Regions from separate parts of the Homo sapiens genome. Here all the other regions are linked to region 5. The links are chromatin contacts, found by Hi-C or POLR2A ChIA-PET in ENCODE. All regions are on one chromosome and are shown on one strand. The core of a region is the stretch at or near the end of the contact, and the rest is flanking DNA. Distances in the headings are between cores, read along the strand shown.

Region 1 (4,007 bases), core at 1,086-3,585, 320 kb before region 5:
GCACTTCCTGTTACCTCTGTCTAGAATCCTCTGCCTGTATTCTTTGCATAGCAATCCCTTTCTGATCTTTCAGGATTCAGTTCACAGGTCATCTTCCCATGGATGCTTTTCTGGTCTCACCTGTCTAAGGAGACCTCCACCCTTATTACTCTGTATCATCTTGTCACATTGTTTATTTCCATCAGAGCACTTATCAGAATATGGAAGTGCTTATTTATTTATTTGTTTATATTTTGTTTCTTTCTCTTGTCTGTAAGCATCACTCACTCGTCCCACTGCACAGTTCTGGAGACTATTTACAAAGCTTGTTACAGGACATGATACTCCAGGGAGATTTCTAAATACCCACCATCCAGTAGGTACCTCCAGTGCTCCCAGTAATGAGGTACTTCTTTAAATTCTTCTTCTTATTATTATTCTTTTTTTTTTGAGATGGAGTCTCGCTCTGTCACCAGGCTGGAGTGCAGTGGCACAATCTCTGCTCACTGCAACCTTTGCCTCCCAGGTTCAAGCGATTCTATTGCCTCAGCCTCCTAAGTAGCTGGGACTACAGGCGTGCGCCACCACACCCAACTAATTTTTGTATTTTTAGTAGAGCCAAGGTTTCACCATATTGGCCAGGATGGTCTCTATCTCTTGACCTCGTGATCTGCCTGCCTTGGCCTCCCAAAGTGCTGGGATTACAGGCATGAGCCACCACGCCTGGCCTACTTCTTTAAATTCTGTCACTTGACCAGCCTGGCCAACATGGTGAAATCCCGTCTCTACTAAAAATACAAAAATTAGCTGGCCTTAGTGGCAGGCACCCATAATCCCAGCTACTTGGGAGGCTGAGGCAGGAGAATTGCTTGAACCTGGGGGGTGGAGGTTGCAGTGAGCCGAGATCGCACCTCTTCACTCCAGCCTGGGTGACAGAGCAAAACTCAAAAAAAAAAAAAAAATCCTATCACTTCATCTTCCCATACGGAGCTTCTATTGCCATGATACCAGCAAGGAACTGTCTCAGAGAGGGTTAGATGACTTGCACAAGGCCACATAGCCACTAAGAAGTGATGGGGGCAGGATGTGGGCCCACATCTGCCTGGTTCTGAAGGCCTCTCTCTTTCTACCATGTTGCACAACTCAAGACGAGGTGGAAGAAACACCAAAAAAACCCACAATTTACAGTGCTGCCTCTTTTCTTCTTTGACTTGACCAACTTTAAACATCAACTCTCTAACACTTGTGGACAAACATTCACTAGCTACCATCCTTTCATTTGGGAAACCACTCTCTCCTGTGCCATCGGAATCCTGCTCTGCCATAAGGTGCCGGGGGCACCAACACCACCCCTCCCTCTTCCCACCTTGAGAGTGTGCATGCGACCTGGGCTGGCCGGATTATTTCTTCTGCAGTTCTCCACAATGGGTCCAGGAACGGGCAAGTGATCTGAATCGGGCCAGTCAGCCTCCTCCTTGAAACTTTGGTGGTACTCTGGGGACAGTCATTGCTCTGGGGTCATCATTCATTAGCACCGCAGTAGTCAGGAGCTGCAAGTGGCCACCTTAGTCATGTAGAATCTTATGGAAAATGAAGCCAAATAGAAGACAGCTATAAGGGATGGATGAAGAGAGAGACTAAAACAGACGCCAAATAGCATAATTTCAGCAGTGGAACCCAGTGACCCAGCCATTTATTTATTGGGTTGTTTGCTTAACATCTATCTCCTCACTAAGCTAGCTCCACAAGGGTAAGAATGATGTCTTCTGTGTTCACCACTGTCCCCACAGTGCCTCAGGCAGTGGCTGTCATGAAGTAGGTGCTCCCTACAGATATGGATGAGAGTATGGTTTCTACCAGCAGTGTCTGAGCTCACAGCATAATGATAATATTCCAGAGAAATCATCTCGGTCTCCAGCTTTTGGAATGAGCTGGCTGGGTACATGGGGCTTGATTAAAATTGGAGGAGACATAGTTAATCTTAGAGTCAACCTTATGACATAAGCCAAGTCCTTTTACAAAAACTAGGTTTCAATGGGTATGCATTGAAACTGGGCGGGGATAATGTGTTCTGGCTCTGTTCTTTAAAAGTGTGTATGATGTCTGAGGCCCTGTCATTTAATTTGATTCTAATATGTCTTTAAACATCCTGTCAGATTATAACCTGATTTATCACTCACTCAAGAGGCTAAAAATAGGAGGTGATACAAGAGGTTAACATCACTTAGCAGTGAGTGTTTTCTCAAAGGGACAGACATAGATCAGAGGAAGCACGTCATTCATTCCTATCCACAGGCTGGGCACGCCTGGTGCTTGGCAATTGTTTCAGAATGAAATGACTCTTGAGCTGAACGTGTCATCATTTGGGAGGGGCAGTCTGAGAGGGTTGCAGAAGATGCGATGACTGAAAATCTTCCTCCAGCCAGCCCCTGCTCAGCAGTCCCCAGGAGCCCGCAATGGTCCCCGATTGCTGGCTGCTCTTGGCTGGTTTCCAGGACAGCCGTTTACACAGTGGAATGAACCATGGGAATGGAAGAAAATTTGAAATTTCTTTTTTTTTTTTTTTTGGGAAAAACAGCTGATCTTGCATTGTGTTCCAGCTTCCCTCTTGGTAAAATAGAAATTGTTTACATTTCCCCCTTGGAGGCTGCTAAGCCCTTAGAGAGCCTCAGAGGAGGGGCAGTGTGAAAATAAAGGCTACAAATTCTTACAGTGCTGGCTAAAAAGAAGGCACTGACCTCTGACATCTCAAATTCAGGGAGCAGAATAAATGAAACAGCAACATGCTCACTCCAGGGTAGGCAGAGCACAGGACTGGAATTAGGGATGGAAGAAGGACATGAACATCTATGGAACATGTAACTGTGTGCTGGACACGGCATTAAGTATTACCTGCTGTTGTAGGCAGTGGGCTGCCCTAACAGGGTATCACAGGCTGGGTGGCTTATAAACAGCAGAAATTTATTTCTCAAAGTTCTGGAGACTGGAAGTCCAAGATCAGGGTGCCAGCATGGTTGGCTTCTGATGCAGGCTTTCTTCTTTTTTTGTGTGTGTTTTTTGAGATGGAGTTTCACTCTGTCGCACAGGCTGGCGTACAGTGCCGCAATCTCGGCTCGCTGCAACCTCTGCCTCCCAGGTTCAAGCGATTCTCCTGCCTCAGACTCCCACGTAGCTGGGACTATAGGCATGCGCCACCAGCTAATTTTGTATCTTTAGTAGAGACGGGTTTCAGCATGTTGGCCAGGCCGGTCTCGAACTCCTGACCTCAACTGATCCACTTGCCTTGGCCTCCCGAAGTTTTGGGATTACAGGCATGAGCCACCATCCCTGGCCTGATGGCAGGCTCTCTTATGAGTTGCAGACTGCCAACTTCTTGTATCCTTAGACGGCAGAATGGGGGCTAGAGCTTTCTGGGGCCTCTTTTATAAGGCACCAACCCCATTCATGAGGGCTCTGCTCTCATGACTTAATCACCTCCCAAAGGGCCCTACCTCCTAATACCATCACATTGGGGTTTAAATTTCAACATATGAATTCTGGGTGGGGTGGGGTGGGTGTCACAAATATCCAATCCATAGCACCTACTTACCTAATAGGAATTACCATGGTATATGGTGTTACCTTAAGTTGATATTAACCCATTCTATGAATGAATAAGCTGATTCTCAGGGAATTTAAGTAATTCCTAAGCCAGTAAGTGGAAGAAGCAGGATTCATCCTGAAGACTGGCTCCAAAGTCCCAATGTCTTTCCTCTCATTGTCATATCATTGCTACCTATACACATCAATAAGGCCTAAAAATGAGAATGAGCTTGCCTGAGTGTAACTGTGGCTCCAGGGCCCCTGCTTTAGCTAGGGAAGGGCATTTGATGAGAGGCTCTCGCTACTCTCTGGAGGTTAGATGGCTCCATTTCATGGACACTAACGTTTGGAAAGAAGCCAGACCTTCTCTTTTGTGCCCTCTGAGCTTCCTTTGGATATTTCAGAGCCTCCCCTCCTGCGGCCTCCAGCCCTCTTGGGCTTCACTC
Region 2 (4,212 bases), core at 886-3,385, 380 kb before region 5:
ACATTTCTCCAAAGAAGATATACAAATGGCCAACAAGCATATGAAAACATGGTTAACATCAGTAATCAGGTAAATGCAAATCAAAACCACAATGAGGTATCACCTCATCATCCATTAGGATGCCCACTGTAAAAAACAAATGAACACAGGTTGGGCGTGGTGGTTCACGCCTGTAATCCCAGCACTTTGGGAGGCCAAGGCGGGTGGATCACCTGAGGTCAGGAGTTCAAGACCAGCTTGGCCAACATGGTGAAACCTCGTCTCTACTAAAAATACAAAAATTAGCCGGGGGTGGTGGTGGGCGCCTGTAATCCCAGCTACTCGGGAAGCTGAGGCAGGAGAATCGCTTGAACTTGGGAAGGGGAGGTTGCAGTGAGCCGAGATCGCACCGCTGCACGCCAGCCTGGGCAACAGAGTTAGACTCCGTCTCAGAACAAACAAACAAACATACAAACAAACACAGAAAATATGTAGTGTTGGTGAGGAGGTGGAGAAATTGGAACCTTTGTGCATTGTTGTTAGTAATGTAAAATGGTGATGCTGCCATGGAAAACAGTATGGGGATTCCTATAAAAATAAAAAATAAAATTTCCATATGATCTAGCAATCCACTTCTGGGTATATATCCAAAAGAACTGAAAACAGGATCTTAGAGATATCTGCACACCCGTGTTCACTGCAGCATTATTCACAATAGCCAAGAGGCGGAATCAGCAGAAATGTTTATGGACAGGTAACTGGGTGGCATATACATACAGTGGAATATTATTCAACATTTATAAAAAGAAGAAAATCCTGTCATATACTACACTATGGATGAGCCTTGTGGATATCATGCTAAGTGAAATAAGCCAGGTCCTAAAAGACAAACACCTCATGATTCTACTTATATGAAGTATCTAAAGTAGTTAAACTCTTAGAAACAGAAGTAGAATGGTGGTTGGCAGGGGATGGAGAAAGAGGAAAAAGTTGTTCCATGGATATAAAGTTTCTGTTTTGCAAGAAGAATAAGTTCTAGAGATCTGTTGCGCAACAATGTGCATGTGGTTAACACTACTGTACACTTAAAAATGGTTAAAATGGTAAATTTTATATTTTGTGTTTTTAACCACCACTACCAAAAAAAAAAAAAAAAAGCTAGGGAACTAAATTGTTATTTTGAAAACACACATAAGGGAAAGAATCGGCTGGGTGTGGTGGCTTACACCTGTAATCCCAGCATTTTGAGAGGCTGAGGCAGGAGGATCACTTGAGGCCAGAGTTCAAAACCAACCTGGGCAACATAACAAGATGCCCATCTCTAAAAAAAAAAAAATTAGCCAGGGGTGGTGGCACTTACTTAAATGGGAGGACTGCTTGAGCACAGGAGTTTGAGGCTGCAGTGAGCTATGATCACACCACTGTATTTCAGCCTGGGTGACAGAGAGCCTGTCTCTAAAATTAAAAAACAAAAAAAAAGTAAGAGAATCAAGCACCCATACTGCCTTTCCTACATTAATTGTATCTCAGGAGCCAAATAGTTGAAGGGAGGTTTCTCTTTGTAGAAGAATTGTGGTTAACAAATGAAGTAATATTGAAATTTTTTAGGCTCAAGCGATGCTCCCATCTAAGCCTCAGCCTACCGAGTAGCTGGGACTACGGGCACGCGCCACCACATCCAGCTAATTTTTAATTTTTTTTTTTTTTTTGTAGAGACAGAATTCTCGCTGTGTTGGCGAGGCTGGTCTCGAACTCCTGGGCTCAAACGATCCTCCCTACCCGGCCTCCCAAAGTGCTGGGATTACAACAGTGAGCCACCGCGCCCACCAGAGCCAATTATTTTTAGATGAGGAAACTGAAATTCCCAAAGGGGGAATCCCCGTGTGAGAAAGCCTCGTGTAGGTGAGCTTTCCAGCATATGCCCGCCTTCTAGATTTAACCTCTGAAAACTAAATTTTAAGGTACCTTTGCTTCCAGGGGAAACCAATTCTGCCTACTTGGGAAGCCAGAACATGACCGCGTAGGCAAGACCTAGCTCTGCGCACGCGCAGAGCCACCACGTCTGGCGTTCGCGTGAGAACCTTCTGGGCGTGGGCTTCCTGCGGCTGAGTGGCAGCTTCCATCCGGTGGGTTTTGCTCGGCGCACCCGGGAGGCGGGGCCAGCGAGGCAAGATGGAGTTAGTGCAGGTCCTGAAACGCGGGCTGCAGCAGATCACCGGCCACGGCGGTCTCCGAGGCTATCTACGGGTTTTTTTCAGGTAGGCGGCCAGAGCCATGCTCTTGGCCTCTGGGGCTGGACTTTCGCTGGCTGATTTCTTGGAAGGGGTCCCAGGCTCGGGTCACCTTGGAGAATCCACAGCTCTTGTCAAGGACAACCGCCCCAATCTCTGCCTTGCCACCCCCAGGCTGGTCTCTGTCCCATATATCCCCGATACAAGACCGAAGCTATCTGTAGAGTCAGAGCTGTGACTCGGAGGCAAGGGCATCTGGGCTCCCCTCTTTTCCCACGCCCTGGAGAGTAATGAGGATTACAAGACATTAACTCAGTGACCCTGGTAAAGTTTTTTTCCCTGCACTGCCGTACAGTTCCTTGTCTGTAAGGCGTTGAAGGTAATAATGATGGTCCCTTCTCTTCCTGACATTCACTGATCCCACGAGCAGCATAGTTTCGCAGAAACCTAAATGGAGACCCAGAGTGGAATGAAAGAGCCTGGAGACCTTCGTATCATTGTAAGAAGATGAAATACTTTGGCTTTTTGATTTCCTAAAGGTTTTGCTAATTCCAGTGCCTCCTGGCTGAGGGATAGTAGATACAAGTAGTCCTGTAATCTGAAGAGACTACATTTATATTTTTAGTGTAATTTGAGCACATCAGTTGTCAATTCATCTTTTCCCATCCCCAGCACTTCTTCATTTTGCTAGTTGATGCAGCAGCCCTTGTGTCTGAAAGTTGTTACTCTCACTTTATTTCCGTTTATGTTTTGAACTAAGAATCATTCTAAAATGTCTGTTTTCTTTTGGGTATTCACAGGACAAATGATGCGAAGGTTGGTACATTAGTGGGGGAAGACAAATATGGAAACAAATACTATGAAGACAACAAGCAATTTTTTGGTGAGTGCAGTATTTTTTAGTATGAATAATTGGATTGGGATTGGGATTTGATTTGAGTCTATTTTCCATATTATGCAATGAGCTTTTACAAAACACCTGGAAAAGGATGAAAAACTCAATAGAAAATGAAAAAAGATAATTTACAGAAAAAAGAAAAGTAAACAGCCAATGAAGGTATGGAAAAATGCTCATTCTCACTTGTAACAACAGAAATGCAACTTTAAAAACAGTGTTATATATTTTTCACCTATCAAATTTTGAAGTGTTTTTGTTCTTTTTTTTTTTTTTTTTTTTTTTTTTTGAGATGGAGTCTCTGTCGGCCAGGCTGGAGTGCAGTAGCGCGATCTCGGCTCACTGCAACCTCCACCTCCTGGGTTCCAGCGATTCTCCTGCCTCAGCCTGCCTGAGTAGTTGGGACCACAGGCGGGCGCCACCATGGCCGGCTAATTTTTGTATTTTTTAGTAGAGATGGGGTTTCACCATATTGGCCAGGCTGGTCTTGAACTCCTGACCTCGTGATCCACCCGCCTTGGCCCCCCAAAGTGCTGGGATTACAGGCGTGAGCCACTGCGTCCAGCCTTGAGTATTTTTCAAGCTGATAAATCCCAATGTGGGCAAAACCATATAAATATGTAGGTTAATGCAGTCTTTTTGGAGGGATAATTTGGTAACATTTGTAAAAATTTACATTGCACATATCCTTTGTCTCAGCACTTCCACTTTTAACAATTAATTCGGCTGGGCGCGGTGGCTCACGCCTGTAATCCCAGCACTTTGGGAGGCGGAGGCGGGCGGATCACGAGGTCAGGAGATCGAGAGCATCCTGCCCAACGTGGTGAAACCCAGTCGCTACTAAAAATACAAAAATTAGCTGGATGTGGTGGCGTGTGCCTGTAATCCCAGCTACCTGAGAGGCTGAAGCAGGAGAATCGCTTGAACCAGGGAGTCGGAAGTTGCAGTGAGCCCAGATCCCGCCACTCTACTCCAGTCTGGCAACAGAGCGAGACTCTTATCTCAAAAAAGAATTAATTCTACAAATATTCTTGCAAACCAACATACATCACAGCATTGTTTTATTATATTTTAAAAATTTATTTATTTATTTAATGTTGAGACAGG
Region 3 (4,233 bases), core at 1,635-4,134, 410 kb after region 5:
GGAAAGAAATAAAGCTTCTGTGAACAGAGGTTCTTATTATATGGAGGTTTTTCTCTGCCTACAAAGTGACTAGAATGTTACTAGGCATATGATAGGCAGGTAGCAAATAGCCTTTGAATAGAGCTAATAGGTGGAACTGAACACAACCCTAGACTGCCGTCTCCATAGGTCAGGGTCAGGTTTATTTAAACAAAGACCTGAGATTTTCAGGTAAGCCAAAGGTGGCAATAGGGTAGGAAATATTTTGAAATAATGTGATCAAGAGATAGAATCAGATGGCTTATCAACACTATTAAAATAATTAGTCCGAAGTTGGTTTCAAAGGATAGCTTTAGTCAAATTACGAACTTCTTATCTTCTTTGAGAGTGGTGGTGAGCTGGAGAGAGTGAGGCAGTGGCTGTGTGGGAAGTCTCTGGGAAGATTAGGGTAAACCACAGTGGGACTTAGGGCGAGGAAGAAAACACCAGTGGTCGTTTGGGTGGTAAGCAGTTTTGAAATGTACCAGACCAGATATAAACAGTGATTAATTTGTAATAGTGAGCCCCTAGCTAGGTACGGAAGTTGTATAAGCAGCACTTTTAATTTAATGAACAAGCTACTTCCTCCCACTACATTTAGCTGAAGTATTATCCTTAAATTTTTATAAATAACATAAGAAAAAAAATCTTCCAGAATTTTAACCACTTATCAGAGTCCTGGGTATATTCAAGGATTATGGTATTCTACTTTCTACTATTCTCTATTAGCGCCAAATTTGGCTATTTTTCAGACTGATGAGAGAAATTAGAATTTGGATATACCTATGTTTAGATGCCTAAGAATCTTTTCCACCAAATCTATTCACTCTGATTCAGGACTGGTAGAAGTTTGTATGAAAGTTATTATTATTATTTTTTTTCTCCAGGAAGACAACAGAAAGTGACAACAGCCAAATAACTTTAAATCTGTTCGTTCTGATCAGTTACAACTTAGAAGCTTGATTATTTTATTATTTATCACTCATTAAATACTTTGGCTCTCCTTTATTAAATGTTAAATCATCGTAAGTGGTAAAGTTCTTGCTATTTCTCTGAAATGGCAAAGTGTAAGGGAAAAGAGAAAGTGGCCCATTTCCTTGTTAATATGGCATTCAAACAGAACACAGTGAGCTCAACAGACAGGTCAGCTGGCTGCTGTACAGTTATTCATAACAGAGGACTCTGTACAATTATTCATAACACAAGAGCCGTCATTAGGGAGAAAATGCCTCCTTATAGCACCACTGAGACTGCAAGGCAGGAATTCCCTTTTTCCGTAGGGCACGGTTGGCGTGTGCATTTGAAAATGCTTAAATATGCTCCTTGCTCCCTTCTCTCATCCAATGACAGGACTGATGTGTTGTCAAGAGTGGTGCTGCCATAGCAAGGGTCCACTGGCTTTCCAAAGGACCTCACTTGCAATGGTCACTGCCCATGTTGGTCTTCTCTCCATCGCTACCAAGACTGTTGGAAGCTATGTTCATAAGATGGTTACTGGGGAAGCCTCAACACATTAGGATAAGGGACCATTACACTAAACAAAATTCTGCAATTAAGCCACCTTTAAGGTATCTCGTTGACCATGAATCTGAACCTCTTTTTTCTTTATTTTCAAAAGCAATATGTATTTCTACAACATTAGAAGTCCAACTTTTCTTCCAGTTCAACCATTGAGGGTCATCTTCAGCTCCACAAGACGACAAACTCCATGAGAGCAGGCCCATGATGTGACTTGGTTACCGCTGTATCCCCAGCACCTTGCAGAGTGGATGGCATCTGGTGGGCACTCAATATTCGTTAATGAGTGCTAAATGAATGGAGTGCTATCACTAAGCATGTTTGATTGCTAATGGATATTTTACACACAGAAGAAATTTAGCATCCGCTGTGCAAAATGAGACAATACAACGAGGACAAATTAAAATCTTTCCTCTTACCTTTTCTTTACTGCTTCGAATTATCTGAATTTTAGGGCACTTTTTTGCTCCAGACGAAATATCCAGCCAGTTTTCTAAGTTCTCTGAATGTACACAATCTCCTTGAAAAGTGCACCTAAAAAAACGAGGCAACAAAACAGCGACCCCATACGTGTGTTAGTTAAAACAGCGACCCCATACGTGCATTAGTTAAAACTTTCTTATACTTGGCTTCAGTACAAAATGCCAGACCTTGTACAGTGGATTATTGATTTGAGCGAGAATAGGAACATGATGCTAAAACCATGAAAAGCAACAAGAAAACAGCAGAGCATTTTTTTCCATCATGTCTAGGAGCAAAGAACAAATGTAGACAACATGGTGAACTTCGACTCCTGAGCCATCTCTCAAGATGACATCGCCAAATATATCTGAAACACATCCTCCCATGGATTCTGAAATAGGGAGCTCCCTTTTAGAAATGCCTAGCAAAGAACAGCTCAAGGAAGAGTTCACATATTGTATAAATTTTAGGTTTGCTATTCATTCTCAGAATATCAACCTATTGTGTAACTTGATTTTGTTTAAAAATAATAACAAAGTTACTATTTTGTGCTTTGCAGTATGATAATTAAATAGAAAAATTTCAAGGGCAGAGTCTGCCTAAGAATTTGATAAGACATTCCATAACCATCTGCTACATACCATTTATTTAGACAGATACCAAATTATATCAAAAGATATAGGTGAAACATTTTTCCAGGGCCATTTTCCCAAGTCAGCCAGCTCAGAGGCTGACCCAGATAAGTCTTAAGCTGTGGCCAGGGCCAACTACTTTGATAAAGAGATGCTCAGAAGCTGAGTGGTGAGATCACTGGCTTGCTTGATGTGTCAGTCACTCTAGGTCACACTAACTTGGGAACCCTTGCCTCACCAGACGGGGCACCAACCTGGCAAGAAGAACAAATACCAACAGCACGTTATCGCCAAAGGGTGTTGGACTCCACAGATATTCCATTGAATAGCATCAAGGAAAGAACGAAATATTTCTAGTACTACACCTCCTCAAGGCTGAAGATTAAAATGCAGGGGTGGTAAACCAGTGATGGTGAATTTTTAAAAGAAACTGAAAACACATGAATCATGAGATTGAAAAGCAACCAAATGATGACCACATTCAGCTACGGGGAGTCCCGGAGGGGATCCGAGCGGAATGAGGAATGGATGGGCCCAAACAGTGTATTTGGCTTCCTAAAGGTTTTATTTTTTCTCCTTTCTCTACTCTCTCTCTCTTTCAATTCTTAAGAATTTAGGCCTCATGGCTTCATCTTTGAGCTCTGTGTTAATTTGAATATGGCAAAAATAGAACAGGAAGTCAGTGAGTTTCACTAAACGTCATCCCCAAGCACAATACCTTTAGCATGTCACCGGCTTCTGACATTTGGGGAACCCTGCTCCCAATAAGCACATCTGTGTTCCACCTCCCACTACATCTGTGTCAGTTTCTTCTCCAACATTATAACCATGGGGATTTTCATCGGCAATTCTCCAAAGCCATAAATTTATCTGACCCTTGATGGCTAGCTCATCCGTCAAAGACATTAAGTTCAAATTAAACCGCCTGTCAATGTCAGAGAGAGTTTGCAACGGAGAGACAAGCACTGCTGGATTGAAAAACAGAATGACGAAGCTGGTTCTTTCGGTTGTATCTGAAATAGATCATGACTGTCAAAAACTCCCTGCCTCTCATGGGCACTCCGGTTTGTGTAAGGCACTTCCTCTGCCTATAAGAAAAAAAAAAATAAGCCAATTCCGAAGAGACTGGAGTACAAATATTTTTGTTGGCTCTTAATGCTGCCTGGGAGTCAAAGCCTAAGGCTGCCAAAAAAACAAGTGTAAAATATTTCATACAAATAGTGCTACAATTTGCCAATTTGTAGGCAGAAAACAGTAGTGCCACTGAGTTATCACTCCCTTTTCTGAACTCCTATAGCATTTCTTGTCAGAAGTACATATTTCGGTATTTAATCATATGCTGCCTCGAATTACAACTTAACTATTTCATAAGTCTATCTCAGTTCTCCCCAAGTAAGCTCTAAGCTCCTCAAAGAAGGGAGAAGGTCTTTAATATTTCTTTAGCAAATCCCTCAGTGTCTGGCAGCATGATATGCAAATACTAGGGTTTCAATAAATATTTTTGAATGAAAGGATGAAATATGAAATCTCTATAGGTCTTTTCTGTTGCTGATTTTTCTTTCTAGAGTTTTAATTCATGTCTGACTCCTCCTCATGCCAAAGA
Region 4 (4,369 bases), core at 790-3,289, 360 kb after region 5:
GTAGTTCCAGCTACTTGGGGAGGCTGAGGCAGGAGGGTAGCTTGAGCCCAGGAGGATGAGGCTGCAGTGACCTATGATCACACACTTCAGCCTGGGCCACAGAGTGAGACTCCAACAACAACAACAAAAAAATTGTGTTGGGGTGGTATGATCTAAAATGGAGAGAAGGCTGCATAAACTCCCAATCAAATAGCCTTTGGAAAAGTGCATGTTCTCAAGATACCAAGTTCAGATAGTGGTTTGGAAATAAAATATGGGACTCAGGTTTGATTTCTCTCTCTTTTTTTTTTTTTTTGTAGAGACAAGGTTTTGCTGTGTTGGTCAGGCTGGTCTTGAACTCCTGGCCTCAAGTGATTGCCTGCCTTGGCCTCCCAAAATGCTGGGATTACAGCCATGAGCCACCATGCCCGGCCTGATTTTTTCTTAAAGGCTTTTAAAACATCAAAGAATGGACTAATACCTGTCCTTCACAGAAAAGTTCTTCTGCTTTTCAAGGGTGTGGATGACAGTAACAAGAAAGCTTTTATTACAGATTAGGGCATCCAAAGCTGTGAGACTTTCATTCTTGTCGTTGGCGTCTCTGTTCTGATAAAAAGAAAAAAATATATAGTATAATACAAAATCATATATAAGTTTAAAGTTAGAAAGTAGACCCACAATGGGTTTTCCAAGACAATGAATTATTCAATATTGAATTCATGATCCAAAAAAAACCCACAATAAAAATTCAAAGTAATAATAATAGAGATGATAGTGATGATGATAACACTATGAACATCAGGCAGTCACTGGGCTAAAAATGAAAACGTAGAGACTTACATGCATATCTTCAGTGAAGATGTGGGTGAAGCCACCTGACTGAGAGGAAGGAGACACTTTTATTATTCATAACATCCAAAGGAAATGAAGAGTGTATTTTTGTTATAATACCCAAGTCCGTTTTAATAAAGTAGAGACACTATTTGCTAATCTGAAGCGCCCCTGGGTTTATGGTGGCTGCGTATTCTCTAATACATAATAAATAATTATTCAGCTTTCAAGAAACGCCACTGAATTCCGAAAGCCTCTAAGAATAATAATTATCATGGCATTAGTTCCAGGTTTGGTAGATGAAGGTATCATCCCACGTTTTAGAAGAAGTGATTTAAGAGTTAAAGAAGGGGTCATTGATGAAGATTATGCAAATATCAGACCCCTCTTCAAGCAATTTACCTTCTAAAGATAAAGACTAAATTACGTTGTTAAGTTTTACAAGTCTTACCTAAGTAGCATCTACTGTTTCAATACACAATGATATTGAAAGACAGGGGGTAGTTAAAAGCATAGAATCTGGACCAAACTACTTGGGTTCCAGTCCTGGTTTTAATCACATACTGGTCACATGACGTGGGATGTGTTACCTAACCTCTCTGTGTCTGACTTGCCTCATCTCTGAAATGGGGACAGTAATGGTTCCCACCTCAGAGGTTTAGTGTGAAAATAAAATGGGTGCAGAGTAAGTGCCCTGTGTCAGTTATCATTACTGGTTTTATTCCTAATTTATAGCAAACTAGACCACAATGCTATCACCCCACTGGTTTCTAAATGCTAGGTAGCTCTGGAATATAAAAAGGGTTTATAGTGTATCATCAATCTTATTAAAAATCAATGGTTAAACTTTAAAAGTATGTTAAGCAATACTTTAAGTCCACAGAATGAGACTCTAAACTCAAAACATTCAAGTTTTTCTTCTTTTTTGATAATAATAGAAACTTTGAGCTAATTTTATATCTTGTGAAGTAAATTTCTTCTGTAGAGAATTTTGCTTCATAGTTTCAAATCTGCAAGCCCAAGCAAAAGACCTGAAACTATTTTGGCCATATCCTCCCCTAGTAAAAAGCAAAAAAGCCCCAAAAAAACAAACCAAAAAAACCCCCAGACCCTAGGTTTGCATTTTCTGGTTCTTAATATTTTTCTGCTGAACCAACTTCATGTAAATAGACAGGAGAAACAGGTTGATTCTTAATCGTAAATACGGAAGTGCCGCCCTGGTTCTCTCTGTGTGTTTTTTTGTTTGTTTTGTTTTTTTGAGACGGAGTCTTGCTCTGTCGCCCGGGCAGGAGTGCAGTGGCGCGATCTCGGCTCACGGCAACCTCTGCCTCCCGGGTTCAAGCAATTCTTTATTTTTTTTTGAGACGGAATCTCCCTCTGTCGCCCAGGCTGGAGTGCAGTGGCGTGATCTCGGCTCACTGCAACCTCCGCCTCCCAGGTTCAAGCAATTCTTTTTATTTATTTATTATTTTTTTTGAGACAGAGTCTCGCTCTGTCGCCCAGGCTGGAGTGCAGTGTGGCGCTATCTCGGCTCACTGCAAGCTCCGCCTCCCAGGTTCACACCATTCTCCTGCCTCAGCCTCCCGAGTAGCTGGGACTACAGGCGCCCGCCACCATGCCTGGCTAATTTTTTTGTATTTTTAGTAGAGACGGGGTTTCACTGTGTTAGCCAGGATGGTCTTGATCTCGGGTTCAAGCAATTCTCTGCCTCAGCCTCCCGAGTAGCTGGGATTACAGGTGCACGCCACCATGCCTGGCTAATTGTGTATTTTTAGTACAGACGGGGTTTCACCATGTTGGCCAGGCTGGTCCCTAACTCCTGACCTCAAGTGATCCACCCGCCTCGGCCTCCCAAAGTGCTGGGATTACAGGCTTGAGCCACCGCGCCTGGACCCGTGGCTCTCTGAGTTTTAAGGCTGCTTCCTCCTTTCATTCAAATTTCCCTTTTCTTCAGCTTAGATCCTCTGCCTACCCTTATTTCTTCTCCTACTTTATGCAAAGCAAAGAAGAGTCAATAAAATAAAAAGCAAGGCTTTAAAAGCCAAAACCGACAGGCAGAGCAAAGAACCCTGGCCTCCTTTGAGAACCTACAATCTCCTCTGGATTTTGCCTGTTGCTTTTTTGTAGGTGCTGAACACCCAAATCCTACCCCCACAGCCCCCAACCTCCAGGCCTAGAGGATTCGGCTTCTGATCAATCCATAAAGAGCCTAATTAATACCAGGACTTATCTGCAGCCTGGAATGCATTTAAGTGGCATTGTCTTCTTACGATCTGTTTCCCTGTTCTATCTTTTCTTAATTATTATAAAATCAGTTTTGACTTAGGTCTTCTTGAAAGGGTTCTGACAAATTTATGCATGTTTTTTCCTGGGTTCTCTCCTTTAAACAACTTCTGACTTCAATTTTTATGACTTTCCCAGTTGTTTTTCAAGATTATACACAACACTGAGTTAAATCAGTTTGCCTCCTTTGCAACTATCTCTCTTCTCCTAAAATAAGGTAGCATTGTTCCTGGGATCTTTTTTTTTTTTTTTTTTTTGGAAACACTCAACTTGCAACAGTGTTCCTTTACATTCATTACTCTATCTTGTTCTTGATTACCAAATTTAGAAGATAAGAACATTTCTTTTTTCAGGCCACAGATTATTCAGCACTCAAGGGCAATCATTAACTGTAAAAGCCCACACAGCATTCATGTTGATAGTCAAAAATCTCCGTTATTTTATTGCTTTTAAATTCTTAATGGGGATCTCAGATAGCTCAGAAATAGGACTCGTGATGCAACCTTTGCAGAAGCCCCACACAGTCATCCTGATTCGGGGAATCGAATTCCTTTCCCCAGGCGGTGTTCTGCCATAGAAATGGATGAGGTGGCAAATGGTAGATCTCGGTGCCTCGGTACTCTTGGAGGATAAGTTAAAGGAAACAAACTTCACCAGCACAAAAAGCTGAAGTCTTATTTACAGCCTTCTTGATTTATAACACTAAGGCTTGGACCAAAAAATATGGCAGGTGTTTTATGGAGGCATTCCAACCTCCAGACCCCGCATTACATATCATGGTGTCCTCTTCTAAATTATAGAGAAACTGGAAATTGCTTACTGCATGTGTCTGGGTTTCTGAACTCTAGGCTTCTGGCCAATTGTTCCGGAGAAGCTTCTGGTAAGGTGATACAAACTCTCCTTTGGCCTGGAGAGATTTCAGCCGTTGCTTAGAAGTCTAGATTGAAATGTGATCATTGGTATTGATGTGTTTAAGAGGTTGGGCCTCTATGTGGTCATCATACCGCAAAAAAGAAGGGCAATATGGCAGAGCTGGGGTATCAGGACATGGCAGTGATGATACGCAGGATGAGTGTACCTCGCCAAAGACTTGGGAGGGTAAATGGAGAAGGCTGAGTGAGTGGGTGAGAAAATGGAGGCGTGAGAACATAGGTAAGACCAGCAACCCAAAAGGTTAAGTAGACGACTCCTCAGAGCCCTAGAACAAATGAATTAATCAGTTCGTGCATCTACGTCTACTAAATGAGGACAATACAAACTGACCAGCTAAAGAAAA
Region 5 (4,040 bases), core at 153-2,652:
TTTTTTTTTTTTCCTGCAGATTTAGTCCAGGTCCAGAACACAGGATTGATTGTATTGTTTAGAATATCTTTTCTTTTCAGAGAAATAATGAGCTCTTGGCAACATTAAGTATTGATGGAAATGAATATTGCAATTTGGCAGCTGCTGATTGACACATGTTTGCTAAACAGCTACTCAAATTTCAGAAAGCTTGCCTAGAAGAAGAAGAAAAGTAAGATATCCCAAGAATATTTTTTACCTTCTTTGCCTAGGTATTTATTTGTAAAATCATTTTCTTTGGAAAGTTCCAGCTGAAACATGAGCTAGCTTTGGCTGAAGAGTTCAGGTGAGCCTACATAAAAGATTAAACTTCAGTAAATACAGAAGTGTTGAGGTTTTTTTGGAGCCTCTTTGCCTTGTAATTTTTTTTTTTTTTTTAAGAAAGAGCTGGTCTTTTGGTCACTGGGTCTTTTTTTATATCTGCAGGGAAGTCATAGTAACAGGCTCCGTGTCTGATTGGGTTCCATGGCAACAAAGGGTTGTGACTTTATTAAAGGAGAGTTGAGCATGCCAAGAAAGATAAAAATCAGAGTATGGAAAATGTCCGACCAGATGAATGTGTTTTTTGGATCACATGTGCCCTGGACTAGAAAGGTTTCCTGAGTCGACATCAGTCTCCATTACAGATTTGAATCGCACTGGGTTATCATTAAGGTCATAGGGATCAGTGCTTATTTTAAAAAAGAAATCCATCTACTTCTTTGCTTTTACCCATTCATTCTTCCTTTTTTAATGTCTCGGTATATTTACAAAAATCAAAACAGTGATGGTAAGTACCTAACAAGAGAGGATTCTGGCTTTTCAAGGGAGAAAAGAAATATAACATATTCTTTGTGGAACTGATTATAGCTGTATGTTGTGAGATCGTGTGGGAGGGCCAATTAGAGGCAATTATATCTCGATTGAACTCTCCCTGAATTAAAGCTTGCTGGATGCTTTCCAAGCTTGGGGGGTTTGGTTTCCCATCCATGTTTCTCTTTGATGGGTTTGGAGATCCTGGTTTCAGGCCATGGGTGTGGAGTACTCCTCTCTCCCAAAAGTAAGGAGCAGGCTGTTGCCATAACCAAAAGTGTGTGGTAATTAGAGGTCTTTTGCTGAAGGTACTAATATTTGACCAAGAAATGGTGTGATCCGAAAACTTTGAATTGTCCTGTGTTCCCGCTTCACCTGGTTGTTAACTGTGTGGGGCTGGGTTTACTTTTCTATGAAATGTACAATTGTATATTTCTCCTACTGATACTGAAAGTGAAAGAATTCCGAGGGCAGGTTGACGTTGGACACTTTACCATGTCAGTCATCCTTTAAACCAGTGGTGCGTTCTGACATGCCCCTGGGTTCAGGCTTTATTAATCACTTGGGGCCTCTTCCTGGTGAATCAGAAACTGCACAGATACTGGGGCTCTCATGATTACACATAATATAACAAGCAGTATTGGTCTAAGAGGGAAGAATTAGCTCACCAGGTTTCACAGCTCCCAGCTATCATTAATCAGCTATAAGTCCTTGGTGAAATCACTTAAACTTCTTGGGCCTTGATTTCCTTATCTTAAAATGAGTTTGACCTAAATTGGTGTTTCCTAACTTTCCTGTTTAGATAAAGAACCTGGGGTACTGCAGAACCTCCAGTAGAGATTTCCTGATTCACTGGTCTGGGGAGTGGGAAAGATCACTGGGGCTCCATCCACTCTTAACAATTTGGTGTTCGGGATATACTGATCTAGCTCAATAGTTTCAAACTACTTGGACATAAGAATGGGGTGGAGGTGGGAGGTAGAAAGGCGGCTGTCAGATGCACAGTCCAGGTTCTGTCCCTGAGATTGCCTGAAGCTGTAGCTTGAGAAACACCAGCCCCAAAGGCTCTTCCACATACTGGTCCTCACTTCCTCGAAGGAGCCAGAAGAGCTGTGTCAACTGAGAGAGCCTGGTGGGTTTGCTTACCCGCAGTGTTAACTCTAAACCCCATATCAGTGTTTGAGAAAGTTACTTATTTTAAAATCTTAGAGTACTGCAATAGTTTGTTCATAGAATTCTCTGTGCTGTGTTTCTTTTGGATAACACAGCGTTTTCTAAGCATGGTTACTTTAGGTGTGCACGAGGCAATGCCAGCCACATCCAAATTACCTGTGGAGCTTGTTAAAAAATATACAGAAGATTCAATGTGTCCTTCATAGGGCCTGGGCATCAATCTTGCTTAAGACCTGAAGGATTTTGTGTTCTTTTTAAGGTTTAGGGCAAAACCTTACAAACTGACCCTACCCTAATTTCCTCAGTGAAATCGACTTTAAGTATAAACACGCATGTTTAGCACAAGGGGAATGGTTTACATTGAGCCACTTAGATTGTAGAAGAGTCAGCAACACATAAAGTGCCTTAGAGAAAAATACCCTGACCTGGTTAATGATTAAACCATTAACTGCTAAAGCAGACCCATTCTAATGTATATCTGGTCTATACAGTTTCTATTTGTGCCTAGTTTTTCTAGTTCGTGTTTAGCAAAGATTAAGTGATATTGTTTAATGAAGTGTTTAGTAGCTCTAAATGATAAAGGTTCACATTTTTTTCTATTAAGTAGCTTAAGTGTGAATTCATTTGAAAAAAAAAAAATTCCACAGGCCCTGCACAGTAGCTCATGCCTGTAATCCCAGCACTTTGGGAGGCCGAGGCAGATGGATCACCTGAGGTCAGGAGTTCAAGACTAGCCTGGCCAACATGGTGAAACCCTGTCTCTACTAAAAATACAAAAATTAGCTGGGCATGGTGGTGGGCTCCTGTGATCCCAGCTACTCGGGAGGCTGAGGCAGGAGAACCGCTTAAACTTGGGAGGCGAAGGTTGCAGTGAGCCGAGATCGCGCCATTACACTCCAGCCTGGGCGACAGAGCAAGACTCTGTCTCAAAAAAAAAATAATAATTATTAAAAAAAAAAAATTTCCACAGTACTAAAGGGCTTAAAGCAAAATTAAAGTGTCTTTTTCCAGCTTCTTGTCCTTTTCCCCAGAGATAGCAATGATAATAATGTTATGTTTCTTTTTTTTTCTTGAGACAGTCTCGCTTTTGTTGCCCAGGCTGGAGTGCAATGGCACTATCTTGGCTCGCCGCAACCTCCGCCTTCCGGGTTCAAGCGATTCTTCTGCCTCAGCCTCCCCAGTAGCTGTGATTACATGCACCCGCCACCACGCCCAGCTAATTTTGCATTTTTAGTAGAGACAGGGTTTCTCCATGTTGGTCAAGCTGGTCTCGAACTCCCGACCTCAGGTTATCCACCTGCCTCGGCCTCCTGAAGTGTTGGGACTATAGGCGTGAGCTACTGCGCCTGGCTGCAATGTTATGTTTCTTATGTGTCTTTACAGAAATAGTCTTGACACAAAATATACATATCTATTATTTATTTAACCAGTCGCCTATTGATATGCGATTTAAGTTCCTCCCAGGATGATGTTTTTTCATGTTTCTTTTGCTTTGTAATACTGTATTGAAAACTTGTGTACATTTTTCTCTATAACCATATTTAGATAAATTTCCAAAAGCAAAACTGTTAGGTCAAAGGGCATGTGCCTTTTAAATGAGAATAGAGGCAAACACATTGTCCTCCCAAAGGTTGCACCAATTTGTAGGATAAATCTTTTATTTTCAGAAGGATTCCTGGGCTCAGCTGAGTCTGATGCAGCAGGCAGCTATCCATGTCTACTAACCACAGGAAACTCAGGGGCCTCTGCCTGGAGGAATGACATGAGCTATGAGAAAGAGGAGAATGTAAAAGGTGTTTAAAGAGTTCAGAGAGAGAAAAAGCTAGGGACTGGCTTAGTAGGGAATCCTGAATTTACAAGGAGAGTGCTTTGGGTCATAGGTTGCAGGTCCTGATCTGGGTTTTGAAGAAAGTAAGGCAGCCCTGGGGCATAAGGTAATAGTGAGAAAATCCTGCTCTAGATCAGGCAAACCATTTCCTGGATGTGACCTGCTCCTGTAGTAGAAGCCGTAAAGCAATTTTGAGTGAAGCATCATA
Region 6 (4,626 bases), core at 1,661-4,160, 480 kb before region 5:
CTTTGGGAGGCTGAGGCAGGATAATAACTTGAGCTCAAGAGTTAGAGACCAGCCTGGGCAACACAGTGAAACCCCCATCTCTATTAAAAATAATAACAACAACAAATATATATTTTAGAGAAAATTCCCTAAGATAAACATCTTTCTTATATCCTTTACTTTTCTGTCTATATATGTTACTGTTTATGCATTTGTTTTGTTTTGTTTTGTTTTTTTGTGACAGAGTCTCACTCTGTTACCCAGGCTAGAGTGCAGTGGTGCGATCTCAGCTCACTGCAACCTCTGCCTCCCGAGTTTGAGAGATTCTCCTGACTCAGCCTCTTGAGTAGATGGGACTACAGGCTCAGCTAATTTTTGTATTTTTCACAGAGACGGGGTTTCACTATGTCGGCCAGGCTGGTCTCAAAGTCCTGACCTCAAGTGATCCACCCACCGTCGCATCCCAAAGTGCTGAGATTACAGGCGTGAGCCACTGCGCCCTGCCTGTTTATGCATTTGATTATTCATTCATGTAGTCATTTGTTCACTCATGCATTAATGTATTCATAGGATATTTATTGAGAACTACTATAAACAAAACAGTAATGGGTTTGGTGGAAGATATGAAGATAAGTTGAAGCATGATTCTTATTGTCTTTCCTCCCCCAGGGACTTAGCAACTAGTTGGGAAGACAGTACACTACACGTAAATACCTATAAAGTAGACAGTAATAAATATCACTATAAAGGCACAATTACAGTTTTGGGAATTCAGAAAATAAAGAACTTGCAGTGTTTGATGGTCATGGTGGGGACTGGCCTGTAGCTTTTGAGAGCAGCTAGGAAAGAAGGAGAAAGAGGAGGAAGAGCCAGTGGACCTTAAAGTATAGGTCACATTTGGCCATGCTGAGATGTAAGGGAAAGGCATTCCAGGTGGAGGGCATACTGTGAGCAAAGTCCTGGAGGTGGGAAAGGTGGGCTGGTGTGTGGGCTTTTCAATTCATCTGAAGCATAGAGTAGATGAAGGAGAACAGCAGTAGAGAAAGCTGGATAGGAAGATTGGTTGTGGATGTAAGCAGCCAGGGCCATTGGACAACTTCAGCTCATTGATATGGTTTTCAGTAGGATGAGTCGGCTCAAATTGTTGTGCTTTCTTCCAGGTCAGAAAACCTACCCAAGAAGCCTATCAGAATGAATTAAAGATTGAAAGTGTAGAACGTTCCTTCATTCTCTCAGCCAGGTAAATTTTTTCTTCTTCTTTTTTTTTTTTTTTTTCTCATTCTGAGTCTGCTTGCTAGGGAATGTCAGGAAAATTTTGGTTTTTGGTTTTTTTTGAGACAGCATCTCACTCTGTCACCCAGGCTGGAATGCAGTGGCACAATCACGGCTCACTGCAGCCTCCACCTCCATGGCCCAAGCAGTTCTCCCACCTCAGCCTCTTGAGTAGCTGGGACCACAGGCATGCACTACCATACCCGGCTAACTTTAAAAATATTTTTTTGTATGCCAGGTGTGGTAGCTCACCCCTGTAATACCAGGACTTCGGGAGGCTGAGCTGGGCAGATCACTTGAGGTCAGGAGTTTGAGACCAGCCTAGCTAACATGAACATGATTAAACCCCATCTCTACTAACAATACAAAAATTAGCCAAGTATGGTGGCAGGCACCTGTAGTCCCAGCTACTCAGGAGGCTGAGGCAGGAGAATTGCTTGAACCCAGGAGGCGGAGGTTGCAGTGAGCGAAGATCCCACCACTGCACTCCAGCCTAGGTGACAGAGAGAGATTCTGTCTCAAAAAAAAAAATTTTTTTTTTAGAGATGGGGTCTCCATATGTTCCCCAGGCTGATCTTGAACTCCTGAGCTCATGCAATCTTCCCACCTTAGCTTCCCAAAGTGCTGAGATTACAGGTGTGAGTCACTGTGCCGGCCTATTTTTAAGAATACATAAACATAGATTTTTGTGAGTATAACAGGGAAAGATATTGCCAACACTTTTTGCACTTAGGTTAGCTACTGACTTTTTGTTCTTCTTTTTCTTCTTTCCCAATACCGTGCAGTTTTACTCTTGATTTACCATGCAAGGAAGTGGCTGAGAGCAGAGGCAACAGTATGCTAGAAGCACAGAGATTAAAATGTTCTTCTGAATAGAATAACAATGGTGAAAGTGCTTTGCTGATCATTTTTTAAGTGGCTATTTCAAATTGTTTTTAAGAACAACTAGTGCTTTATAGGTTATTAGGAAATTTGTAGGTGTCACTTAAAGGTTCTAACAAACCTATGAGGTAGGTGTAATCTCCTTCTAAAAATTAGGAAACTAAATTACAGAAAAATGGAGTTGCTGTCTTACGGATACATATTTGACACAGCCAGGATGCAAATCGAAGTCTTTTGCTTTTAAGTCCATTGTTATGGGCTGGGTGCAGTAGCTTACGCCTGTAATCAAGCACTTTGGGAGGCCAAGGCGGGTGGATCACCTGAGGTCAGGAGTTTGAGACCAGCCTGGCCAACATGGTGAAACCCCATCTCTACTAAAAATACAAAAAAATTAGCCAGACATGGTGGCATGTGCCTATGATCCCAGCTACTTGGGAGGCTGAGGCAGGAGAATCACTTGAACCTGGGTGGTGGAGGTTGCAGTGAACCGAGATCACTCCACTGCACTCCAGCCTGGGTGATAGAGCAAGACTCCATCTCAGAAAGAATGGAGGGAGGGCGGGAAAAGAAATCCATTATTATTTATGATACCACCTTGCCCCAGACCGGAACCTGCAGTGACTTAATATGTTGCCATAATGTAATTCAAGTGCTGAGGAAACCTGAAACTCTATGACTCATAAAAATACATTACTGAGTTACTGACTGAGTGGCGGAAGTGGGTATTTGGGAAGGTTTGACTGGTGAAGGGAGAGATGCCAATAGTCATAGCATGCTCCACTGCACAATCTAAATAATGAGACACTGTCTTCTCAGACCTAACCTTTGATCTAATAAAAATAGAAGCAAACGCTTTTGTAACACTTACTGTATGCCAGGCACCATCATAAAGACTTTATGTGTAGTACTTCGTTTCATCTTCACAGCAACCTGTAAGGCAAGTTGTCGTTATTATACCCATTCTATGCTGAGAAAAGCCACTCAGCTATACTAGCAGAGCCAGGATTTGAAACCAGGCAGTCTGTTTCCAATTGTCCATACCACTGAAATCAACTAGGATCTTAGGAGCAGGTGGAGTAGTGGCCAGAATCATTTATTACTCTGCATCAGTCACAGTGCTCATGTTTCGTTTTATATTTATTTTCTCTTTTAAGTTCTATGATAACTTTGTGGGGTGGATATTATCTTGATCTTCCAGATTAGAAAAATGGAGGCTCAGAGAGGTTCAATAACACATCTAAGGTTACACGAGTAGTAAGCAGTGGAGCTGTGATTTGAACCTAGGTGTTTCTGACAACCTTTATAATTTTGCTTACGTCCATGAATGTCAAGGACTCAAACCAAATGTCTGACTTCCCAAAATCAGAGGACCACAAGAGTCATCCTGGGGTGTGCTACTCCTCTGAAATGCAATGGCTACTGCTGCCTGACATACAGGATGACAGGAGAAGACAAATACCTGTGTCTAGGGTTTGTCAAATGCTTCGCAGCTAGCAGTCAGAACAAGCAAATTTCTTGGGGGTACCTGAAGCATCCACCAGATACCAATATTTAGAGAGTGCAGGTAAACTCTCAATCACTTAGCATTGTGACTTTTTCTTTTCTTTTCCTTTATTGTTGTTGTGTTTTTTTTTTTTTTTTTTTTTTTTGAGAAAGGGTCTCGCTCTGTCACCCAGGCTGGAGTGCAGTGGCACGATCTCGGCTGACTGCAGCCCCCGCCTCCCGGCTTCAAGCGATCCTTGTGCCTCAGCCTCCCAAGAAGCTGGGACTACAGGCATGCGCCACCATGCCCAGCTAAGTTTTTAATTTTTAGTAGAGACAGGGTTTCACCATGTTGCCCAGGCTGGTCTTAAACTCCTGACCTCAAGTGATCCACCCACCTCACCCTCCCAAAGTGCTGGGATTACAGGCGTGAGTCACCACGTCTGGCCATCTTTTTTAATTTTAAGATAGAGATGACCTTTCACCATATTGGCCAGGCTGGTCTTGAACTCCTGACCTCAGGTGATCCACCCCCACTCAGCCTCCCAAAGTGCTACAGGCAGGATTGTGTTCAGCCCTTTTTTCGTTTTTGAGGGATAGAGGAGTTTGAACAAAAGTTCAGAGAACAAGGCCGGTGCTAAGTGGCTCATGCCTGTAATCCCAGCACTTTGGGAGGCCGAGGCGGGTGGATCACAAAATCAGGAGATCGAGACCATCCTGGCCAACGTGGGGAAACCCCGTCTCTACTAAAAATACAAAAATTAGCCGGGTGTGGTGGCGCTTATCTGTAGTCCCAGCTACTCGGGAGACTGAGGCAGGAGAATTGCTTGAACCCAGGAAGTGGAGGTTGCAGTGAGCCGAGATCGCACCACTGCACTCCAACCTGGCAACAGAGTGAGGCTCCATCTCAAAAAAAAAAAAAAAAAAAAGAAAGTTCAAAGAACATTAAGACCATGTATATCATGTTCCCAGTGAGTGCTTGAGCTTGGTTCTTAAAATCAAGAGGTTATT

What was found. A loop is a pair of places that touch in the nucleus more often than their neighbours do. ChIA-PET counts read pairs that join two places held with the same protein, here RNA polymerase II (POLR2A). Pooled maps may share reads with other maps.
Region 1: a loop to region 5 is called in a pooled map, with 5 times the contacts of the local background. The contact joins two enhancer-like sites. A Hi-C loop is called at or near these places in 5 of 50 pooled maps. POLR2A ChIA-PET finds 5 or more read pairs at or near these places in 2 of 52 experiments (activated B cell and common myeloid progenitor, CD34-positive).
Region 2: a loop to region 5 is called in a pooled map, with 4 times the contacts of the local background. The contact joins the promoter of NDUFA12 here to the enhancer-like site in region 5. A Hi-C loop is called at or near these places in 1 of 37 single-sample maps with no recorded cell type and 5 of 50 pooled maps. POLR2A ChIA-PET finds 5 or more read pairs at or near these places in 1 of 52 experiments (MCF 10A).
Region 3: a pooled map shows a loop between it and region 5 (9-fold over the local background). The contact joins two enhancer-like sites. A Hi-C loop is called at or near these places in 1 of 37 single-sample maps with no recorded cell type and 8 of 50 pooled maps. POLR2A ChIA-PET finds 5 or more read pairs at or near these places in 1 of 52 experiments (activated CD4-positive, alpha-beta T cell).
Region 4: a loop to region 5 is called in a pooled map, with 4 times the contacts of the local background. The contact joins two enhancer-like sites. A Hi-C loop is called at or near these places in 1 of 37 single-sample maps with no recorded cell type and 6 of 50 pooled maps. POLR2A ChIA-PET finds 5 or more read pairs at or near these places in 1 of 52 experiments (B cell).
Region 6: a loop to region 5 is called in a pooled map, with 10 times the contacts of the local background. The contact joins two enhancer-like sites. A Hi-C loop is called at or near these places in 1 of 37 single-sample maps with no recorded cell type and 8 of 50 pooled maps. POLR2A ChIA-PET finds 5 or more read pairs at or near these places in 1 of 52 experiments (endothelial cell of umbilical vein).

Annotation. Positions count from the first base shown.
Region 1 is chr12:94,939,944-94,943,950 of GRCh38, reverse strand. No RefSeq gene overlaps it. Among named protein-coding and RNA genes, the nearest start is that of NDUFA12, 62 kb to the left of the region's middle. RefSeq lists a silencer at 2,347-2,396. Within about 2 kb of position 2,335, at least 4 of the 41 ENCODE cell types and tissues checked have a DNase peak (open chromatin) inside an H3K27ac peak, as active enhancers do.
Region 2 is chr12:95,001,620-95,005,831 of GRCh38, reverse strand. NDUFA12 (NADH:ubiquinone oxidoreductase subunit A12) reads left to right here and starts at 2,135. Exons shown (of 4, transcript NM_018838.5): 1 at 2,135-2,237; 2 at 3,011-3,093. The coding sequence starts at 2,152. RefSeq lists enhancers at 2,013-2,412, 1,877-2,504.
Region 3 is chr12:94,207,427-94,211,659 of GRCh38, reverse strand. It overlaps PLXNC1 (plexin C1), which reads right to left. Exons shown (of 31, transcript NM_005761.3): 5 at 1,956-2,070. Among named protein-coding and RNA genes, the nearest start is that of PLXNC1-AS1, 33 kb to the right of the region's middle. RefSeq lists enhancers at 2,952-3,211, 3,862-3,931. Within about 2 kb of position 2,884, at least 12 of the 41 ENCODE cell types and tissues checked have a DNase peak (open chromatin) inside an H3K27ac peak, as active enhancers do.
Region 4 is chr12:94,255,826-94,260,194 of GRCh38, reverse strand. PLXNC1 (plexin C1) reads right to left here. Exons shown (of 31, transcript NM_005761.3): 18 at 820-858; 19 at 461-585. Among named protein-coding and RNA genes, the nearest start is that of PLXNC1-AS1, 82 kb to the right of the region's middle. Within about 2 kb of position 2,039, at least 2 of the 41 ENCODE cell types and tissues checked have a DNase peak (open chromatin) inside an H3K27ac peak, as active enhancers do; they include B cell, where a contact is called at or near this core.
Region 5 is chr12:94,619,198-94,623,237 of GRCh38, reverse strand. All of the region lies in intron 1 of TMCC3 (transmembrane and coiled-coil domain family 3), which reads left to right. Among named protein-coding and RNA genes, the nearest start is that of TMCC3, 29 kb to the left of the region's middle. RefSeq lists enhancers at 1,196-1,515, 1,856-1,975. Within about 2 kb of position 1,402, at least 13 of the 41 ENCODE cell types and tissues checked have a DNase peak (open chromatin) inside an H3K27ac peak, as active enhancers do; they include B cell and endothelial cell of umbilical vein, where a contact is called at or near this core.
Region 6 is chr12:95,101,600-95,106,225 of GRCh38, reverse strand. It overlaps FGD6 (FYVE, RhoGEF and PH domain containing 6), which reads left to right. Exons shown (of 21, transcript NM_018351.4): 14 at 1,140-1,219. Among named protein-coding and RNA genes, the nearest start is that of NR2C1, 30 kb to the right of the region's middle. Within about 2 kb of position 2,910, at least 4 of the 41 ENCODE cell types and tissues checked have a DNase peak (open chromatin) inside an H3K27ac peak, as active enhancers do; they include endothelial cell of umbilical vein, where a contact is called at or near this core.